Linked DNA regions of Homo sapiens: region 1 is linked to region 2. A link is a contact called in ENCODE Hi-C or POLR2A ChIA-PET data. All regions are on one chromosome and are shown on one strand. The core of a region is the stretch at or near the end of the contact, and the rest is flanking DNA. Distances in the headings are between cores, read along the strand shown. Region 1 has its middle 75 kb from the start of PRL. Region 2 overlaps CASC15 (cancer susceptibility 15).

Region 1 (4,417 bases), core at 52-2,551, 270 kb after region 2:
TTGAGCCACTAGACTTCTGGTAGTTGTAGTCGTTTACAAAAAGAGAGGACTGGAATGATACTAGGGTGAACGTGCAGTTCTGCCTCCAGGACTTAAAGGATGCCAGGGGAATATGGATTTTATTTATAAGGAATTCTCCTTGGGCCCAAACCTAAAACAGTCGGGTGTGGCATGCATTTTAGCAGCACGATGCGAACAGAAAATGAACAGAATTTTGGTTTGCTTTGGTGTATTTAGTTTTTTGGACTTTGTCCAATAAAACTAAATGATTTTTTTTTTTTTTGCATTTGTAACTCTTGTCCTAAACTGCAACAGCTTTTGCAAAAAGTAGATTGGCACCTACAGTTGACTTGCCAGTGGAAGTTCTTGGACACCTTTCTACAAGAATGCAGTCCCCTCTGACCATTGGATTCATCTTACTCTACCCTAGGGGGCCTAGGAAACTTCAGGCTTTCCAGTGCCTAGACGGAGCATCCCTGCTTCCTAGTATCAGCTTCCTTCACTGTGTAGCTGCCTTAGAACCAAGCTAAGCACAGGAATGCCTCTGCGGAGGCAGCCTTGCGTGGCACCAGGGAATGTTGCTTTGTTTATTCATACTCCATCTCCTAAATTTTTTTTTTTCCCCAGACAGGGTCTCAGCGCAATCAAGGCTCGCTACAGCCTCAACCTCCTGGGCTCAAGCAATCCTCCCGCCTCAATCACCCAAGTAGCTGGAACTACAGGCATGCGCCACCACATCCGGCTTTTTTTTTTTTTTTTTTTTTTTTTGGTAGAGATGGGGTCTTTCTGTGTTGCCTAGGCTGATCGCAAGCTCCTGGGCTCAAGTGATCCTCCCATCTTGGCTCCCAGACTGCTAGGATTACAGGCACGAGACACTGTGCCCAGGCCCAAATTCTGTACTTCTCCCAGCTATTGTGAAGCCTCCGACATGGTCTGTTCTGATTCTGTCACCTTTCTCTTCCTTCTCAAGCCCCAGTAGGGGCCTTGCCTCTCCAGCGTACCCTGCTTTTGGAGATCTTGCCTCCATGTTTCCATTATTGATGGAGGGACCGTGGCAGGACTTTGCTTTCCAATGTCACTATTATGTCAGCAGGCTAGCCCTGAACCCCACACAGTAAGACCCCTTATGTGAGGGTTTTACACCTACTTGATCTTATTCCTCTTTCCAGGTGAGCACCACACACTGACCTAGCTAGGCTCAGGGTAAGGTAGCTCTTGCTCATTTTGGCCAGGTATTTAATTACGTGACATTCACAGTGTGCCTTTCTACTTATCTTTTTATCCTTTTCAGTTCAAGAAACGTGGCTATACCAACTTGCCACAGTGCCCATCCCACTTTGTAGAAGACTTTGATATCTGACTCACAGAGAAACTCCTGCCAGGAGTTTATATTGTGTGCAGCTGATTCAGGCAGTAACTTCCACTCAGCGAGGGGGTCCATTTACAAAAAATTACTTCTCTTCCTTTTATGCCCAGTATGGTTCTTAAAATCAACCAGACCTATCTTTCACCAGCACGACTTGGTTCTTTTAAACCACAGTATTTCTGCTTCTTCTAGTTGGAAAACTTTAATATGAGATTGAAGATATGATTTGCTTTCTGGATTGTTGTATGCTACTAAAACCGAAGAAAGAGAAGGAAAAATGGATGAATCGACGGACCATATCACCCTGGCACCTATATCAGCTCAAAAACTGAAGGAAATACCCCTTTCCTGCCCTCTCTTTGACTAATGCTATAGACTCTGAGTCAGTAGTTCCTGGTGGGACCTGAGAGTCCACATTCCTGATGAGCTCCAGGTGTTCCCATGCTGCTGCCCCTCTGACCACACTTAGAATAAGAAGGCTTGAAATGAAATCTGAGAAATCAGCCTCTTGATTCCAATTTTAAACATGCAATTGATTCTTGTAATTTTTCATTCTTGTCAAAATGCATACCAGTAAGTTTGTAATCAGTATTGGCATGCTTAAAAGAATTTAAGACTTGTTATATTTGTCATTTTAATTTATTTAAACTTTAAAGATTTGTTCAGAACTTGGAAAGATTTTGCTTAAGCTCATAAATTTACCCACTCAGGCATATGAGATAGGGTACTTTGATTTATAAATGAAGTTTAAAATTAAGGGAATTTAATTAAGTTTTCAAAATGAGATTGGTTGTTTTAAGGGGAATTTACTTTGTGTAACTTGAGTTCATCAAACGCTAATCCAAGTTCCCTGCAAAACCTGTTCTGTTTTATATAACATTTACTCGTTTTAGAAATAGATGAGATTTGCAAATTGAACCTAAAGACTTAAGGCAAATTATGTATCTTTTTATACTTTAATAAAGAAAAATAAAATAAATTTGAAACACAAATAACTCTAACTGGCCCTTTTTATGTAAAAAGAAGTCCTTGAATAAAATTTACCTTGACAGCACTAGCAATTCCGCAACTCTGGCGTGTGTCTTTGAAAATGTCTTATTTCCTCTGCGTTGCCCAGCCTCCTCTCTTGATGGTTCTGCTGGGGGTGGTGGGGAGCGGTTGGAGCGGGGGAACACACATCTGGGAATACTTTTCTACCTCATTCAGGGCATCTAGCTGACTCCTTAGTGGGCGGGCTTCCTAATGGATTCCTGGGGCTTCTGCACAGTCTTTTTCTACTGGTAAATCTGAACTCCTCCCCCAGCTAGTGTCTTGCTCCTCCTCTTCCCTTCCTCCCTCCTCCTTTCCCCACCCCCATTCCCCTATCCTCACAGCTTTCCCCGCAAACTCTTCAGTCTTTTAAATCTCTTACACCTGTCTCCTGCCTCCCACCATGCCCCTTGCAGGCACCTACTTCCTTTTGTCCTTAGTTCTTTGGTCCAGTTTCAGTTCCATCTGGTATTCCATGGTGGAGACAGCAGGAGATTTAGATTCATGAGGTTTTAAGAATGGGATTAAGAAAGACGAAACATCTATAAGACAAATAAGAATTTAAGTAAATCCTTTATTGAACTAAAAACATTCTTTGACTCGTTTTTGTGAATTAAGTTGCGTTACAAAAACAATCTCCTTCCGTTATCCTAACTTGAATATTGGCCTAGCCTCCAAATAGAGGAGCAGAAGTACAGCCCTTGGAAAACAGATTGGGTGGGGTATGTAATCCTGCAGCCTCTAAAGAGAGCACTTCCATCTGGCATTCCAATAGAGTAAATCAGAATTTTCCTTGCCTTTTATTTCTGCATGTCAGTTTCTTCATTCTCCAACCTGTCCCTCCCTCCCTCTCAAGAAAATGAGCTCTACGCTAAGCCCTACCCAAAGCCAACCAAGCCATTTTCTCCTTATTTTCCTCTGTTTCCTTCTCCTTGAAACCATAGTAGAGGCCCCCATCTAATCTCCAGGTGACCATACTCTGTAATCAACATGCTTGCTGAAGCCTGAGATCTGGGATGCTCATCAAGTGGAGGCCCTTCTTCCCACCTCTCCTCCTGTGCTTAACTCCCTGGTTTCCTGGTTTGCCTTTCAATTTCCTGCTGGAATCAGACCCTTGTCCTGGACCTCACAATGATTAGCAGCTTGTTTGGCCTTTGAAAGGCCCAGCGCCAGGTTAATAAACCACGACTTAGAAAGAAATCCCAATAGCTGGATACTCCACATCTGCTTCCAACTAATTAGCCTCTTAGATTGGAGACATACGATCTGCCTGCATGGTAAGGGGAGATTTCTGGTCTTGTGTTACCAGCACCTGGAGGGTACCTTCTGGATGTACATATCAGCCCTGATTGAAACCCAAGGTCCCTCATCTCCTTGAACTTTATTATTTCAACTGCTGGTTTTACTCTTGAGAGTAAGCCCTGCCACCTGGTTAGTTTCCCCAGCTCTTGACCCTTCCATTCCCCACTGTCATTACTCTTCCTGCGGCCCTGCTTGAGCTCCAAGTGTGCAGAGAGGTCACATGAGTTATTGCCTTGCATATCCGCAGTTCAATTGTAATCGATGTTCATAGGAATGTCCCTAAGTCACCATAGGAGCTAAAGGTGCCTTCTAAATCATCAAGGAAAGAATAAATTATGTTTAGTAAGGTTTTATTATTCCCATATTTTCATTCTTTAAAGCCTGGTAATCCACTAAGGAAATATGGCTAACTCTGTATTAATCAGATTCATCAACAGCCCATTTCTGAGTAGCTTAAGATTTAATGCCTTTGGAAAGATCTAGATGATTGAATGTTTCATTAATATCCAGATATTTGATGTCATGTACACACATTTCAGACAGTTTAGTATAAAGAGAAGGTCATTTCTAGCAGATGAGCCCGCAGTGCCTTGGCTTCTTATGCCAACAGTCTCCACTACCTGCTAATTGTTTTGTTGCAGTCTCATCTAACCTTCTGGGTGAATTCCCTTCATTCTTTGAGAATTTAGCACCCAGTTCACCATCTTTCCCTCATGTGTT
Region 2 (4,132 bases), core at 656-3,155:
ATTCAAGCAATTCTCCTGCCTCAGCCTCCTGAGTAGCTGGGATTACAGGCACGTGCCACCGTGCCTGGCTAATTTTCGTATTTTTTTTTTTAGTAGAGACGGGGTTTCACCATGTTGGTCAGGCTGGTCTCAACCTCCTAACCTTGTGATCCACCCGCCTCAGCCTCCCAAAGTGCTGGGATTACAGGTGTGAGCCACCACGCCCGGCTTCAGTAGGTTTTTAAAATAACTGTAATAGGTTTAAGATTTGCTTATGTTTAACTTCATAAAAAATACTGTCACCTTGTGACTTGCCCTTTATTCAGAATCATGTTTCTAAGACTTAGTGTTACCGGTAGCAGCAGTTTTTCTACTACAGCTGTGGATAATATTACATCATTTGCATATACTACAATATATTTACTCATTCTCCCATAAGTAGACTTTTGGTCATTTAGATTTTTCCTATCAGTAGCAGTGTCATTATGAACACTGTTGTTTGTGTATGCCAACTGATGTGCTTCACGAGTTTCTCTAAGGCATGCACCCTGGAGTGAAGCTGCTTGGTGTAAATTATACCCACGGGCCCATCAGGTATCAAACTCCAGGCACCATTGGCTCATAGCTCTGGATTCCAGCAGCCTGTGGCTTAGCTCCTCCTGCCAGTTGGCCTTTGTGGTCTGTTTCTGGTCCATGATGAGGTTTATAATTTTTGTCCCTTGGGATTTCCCTTTTACCCTTTGCAATAGGTTTGGAACAACAGGGTCTGCCACTTGTGAACTCAAGGCATATTCATGAAATGAAGTCACCATCATTTACTTCTTCAAATATTTAGTGGTCAGAACAGAGGCCGTTTCTGGAATTATAAGGTTGAATTCTTCATACGATGATGTAGCTAGATTTTTTACAACTTGGTTTGTGTGTAAGGAAGCAGGTTCTTTTCCCTGAGTGTAATGTATATCAGCACTTTTCAGTGAGGGTGATTTTTTTTTTTTACCCAGGGGACATTTGTCAATGCCTAGAGACATTTTTGGTTGTCATGAATGGGGTAGGTGAAGGTAAAACTAGCATCTAGTGGGTAGAGGCTATAGATACAGCTAAACATTCTACAGGACATTGAACAGGGCAGCCCCCCACAACAAAGAATTATTGAGTCCTATATTCATAGTATTAGGGTAAAACCACAACCAAAACCCTACAATGTATAGGACAGCATTGCACAAAAAAGAATTATTGGGTCCAACATTTCAATAGCGCTAGGGCACCCTGATGTATGTGAAGATGATCAGTCATTGTGTTCTGAACGTATGATTCTAACACTAAAATTTGGGCCAGGCGTGGTGGCGCATGCATGTCATTCCAGCACTTTAGGAGGCTGAGGCAGGAGGATTACTTGAGCCCAGGAGTTTGAGACCGGCCTGAGCAACATGATAAAACTGTTTCTACAAAAGATAAAAGAAATCAGCTGGGCGTGGTGACATGTGCCTGTAGTCTCAGCTACTCGGGAGGCTGAGGTGGGAGGATCACTTGAGCCCTGGAAGTCAAGCCTGCAGTGAGCTGTGACCATGCCATTGCACTCCAGCCTGGGCAACAGAGTGAGACCCTGTCTCAAAATAAATTCATATTTAATAGAGTCACAACATTTTTTGCTTTTTCCCCCATGCCATGTCTTTGGAAGTGTGTGTTTGGAATGCCCAGGTAATACAGCTAGTGAATTACTTGCCTAATTTAGATCAAAGTATACAATTAGTGTGAAAAGAAAGATGAATTATCAAGAAGTAACGCAGGCTATATGAAAAATAGCAGGGTTTAATTTCTATTTCTGTCTGTCAGTGGAATTCTGTAAACGCTAGTGGACATTCTTCCTGTCCTAGCACGACTTCTCTTCCCAGCCATCTCAAGCTTTGATCAGGAAGGAGAAGGGAGGCATTCCTACACGCACCAGAACAGTGCAGTGGGGAGTTGGTCTGTGGATTTCGTGGAATTTTAGAAAAAAAAACAAAAAGCAACAAAAAAAAAAACCAGAGCACATCTCCCACTACTTACTGGGCCCGGCTCAGCAATAGCATTACCCAGTAAATATGGATGAATGGATGATCAAGAGTTTCCGCAGTCTGGTTTGCTTCCCTTCCTGTTCCAGGTCTTTCTTTGTCCATGAACTGCTGAAACCTGAGTGGGGGCTTCCACAAAGGGAGAGAAAGGGGGATGGAGAAGGAGGGAAAGGCAGATAACAGCCGAATGTAATCAGCATTTTATTACTGTCCTCAGGAAGTAGGAATAGGAAAAAAGAAGTAGGTTGGAGCAAGGAAAGTTAATTATGTGAGGTTATTTGACAGGAAATTACTAAATACAAACAGACAGAAGAAACACATTTTAAAGCAGGATAGGAAATCTCAAGTTACTCCACTCTGTGCATTCAAAACCCCCAAAGCAAATTCTGAAAATAGCAGTTTAAACAAAAGCTATCTTATCTGATAAAAGTATTTCAAACACAAAGGGAAATTTATATATTGGGCAGGCAATCTTAAAATAAACCGATTTTGTTGATAGCACTGCAAATGTAATTGTGGGAAACCCCCTTCTGATGTCTGAATTTATCTTGTAGATGTTTTGAATTTGGCATTTCAGTTCTATAAAGGTATATGTGTGTGTGTATTTCACCTTGGAAAATTATATATATGTGAAATAAAATGAAAAGTTTATTATGTTTGTGTTTTTTTTCAGTATTACAAAATTTTGGGGGAGTTAGGTATTATTAATAGTTCCAGAAGACTGTTACATCAGTACAGCCAGAGAACTGAGGTGTTCTCTAAAATCTTTATTTCTGGAGGTCATATATTTTAAATGTTTTAATTGATGTATTTGATTAACATAATTTTTTTTTATTGCTTTTCAGCCATTGGCAAAATTCGTAGAATCTTTGTAAATTATCCAAACATATTTGGTGTTGTTTTAAAGACTAAGTGATTAAGGAGTAGGACCTTTTCCTACCCTGAATGATTTCTGGTTCTTTAATGGCCTATGCTAAATAGTCAGTGTTGCAGACATAGAAAGGAGGGTCAGAAGTGGCTGTTCAGTAATCTGACCCTTTTAATTAAGGTTGTCATCCTAAGAAAAAAGACCCAAATAACAAAAAACACCAACAAAATACATACATATATGCATAAAGGGGCACACACACACACACACCCATATTTATATGTAGCTTTTCCAAAGAAAAAAGGAAGAAACTTTATTTTCTAGATCTTGATAGTAGGATTCTCTAAGGATTTTTTAAAATAGTTGAGATATTGAAGAGTCATATCATAGAAATTGGGTGGCTGTAAAATTGCACAGTCTGTGGATAAAGTTACACATTCCATGTTAGTTCAAAGAAAAAGCAATATTTTGAAAACATAAATGGAGCTCAAAGTCTGCATTCCTTTTAAAAGGCCAACACCTGTGGAAGGAATGCAGGTTGTTCCCACTTGACCTTCAACTGTGGAGCTGGGCTAGGTACTTCAGATGTTATGGTGGTCAAGTAGGAACCTCTCTCTGCAGCAGTGTCTCCTGGGACAGCACCTGTCCTGTCTGTTGTCAGGAAGCCAACATATGGCGACAGCTAGGAATAATCAGAGAGTAGATCCTAACCCTTGCTTTGAGGAGCTTGCTTTGTATACCACGAAGTCTCACAGTGATGGATGAGTGGGTGTAGATAATGTGCAATAAGCCATAACCTCTCTAAGCAATCAGGCTTACATTTTGCAAGTCCTGGGAAAACCTGGGCAGACAGTATTAGCACACTCAGACTGAGTCCTCTGTGTGTAGTAGTTGAAGATAAAGACATCATTGATGTTCCAGACAGATTCTCATCATGCATAAATAATTCCTTAGGACGGAATTACCATAGTTGCCTTGAGTGGCACTTCCCCTCCTTTAGGCCACTCACATTAGTTCAGCAGTTTATTGTGGCGTCTGAAGAATCAAATGCACAATTCAACCTCAAGAAGAAAATTACAAATAGCATATTCTTTTTGAACCGTGAATGTATTCGTCCACACAATATTTGATGGGAAAGAGATCTGGCTCATTTTTGCTTTTTTCATTAATTCTTTGTTTATTCAGTCAATATTTCTTAATTCCTTGATATATTCCAGGAGCTGTGGTGGAGGCA

The links. A loop is a pair of places that touch in the nucleus more often than their neighbours do. ChIA-PET counts read pairs that join two places held with the same protein, here RNA polymerase II (POLR2A). Pooled maps may share reads with other maps.
Region 1: a loop to region 2 is called in a map of Calu3, with 3 times the contacts of the local background. The contact joins two enhancer-like sites. A Hi-C loop is called at or near these places in 1 of 168 maps with a recorded cell type or tissue (Calu3) and 1 of 50 pooled maps. POLR2A ChIA-PET finds 5 or more read pairs at or near these places in 3 of 52 experiments (AG04450, BJ and H1).

Annotation. Positions count from the first base shown.
Region 1 is chr6:22,220,035-22,224,451 of GRCh38, forward strand. No RefSeq gene overlaps it. Among named protein-coding and RNA genes, the nearest start is that of PRL, 75 kb to the right of the region's middle. RefSeq lists enhancers at 1,170-2,018, 2,880-3,381. Within about 2 kb of position 1,302, at least 2 of the 41 ENCODE cell types and tissues checked have a DNase peak (open chromatin) inside an H3K27ac peak, as active enhancers do.
Region 2 is chr6:21,945,891-21,950,022 of GRCh38, forward strand. All of the region lies in intron 5 of CASC15 (cancer susceptibility 15), which reads left to right. Among named protein-coding and RNA genes, the nearest start is that of NBAT1, 200 kb to the right of the region's middle. Within about 2 kb of position 1,906, at least 5 of the 41 ENCODE cell types and tissues checked have a DNase peak (open chromatin) inside an H3K27ac peak, as active enhancers do.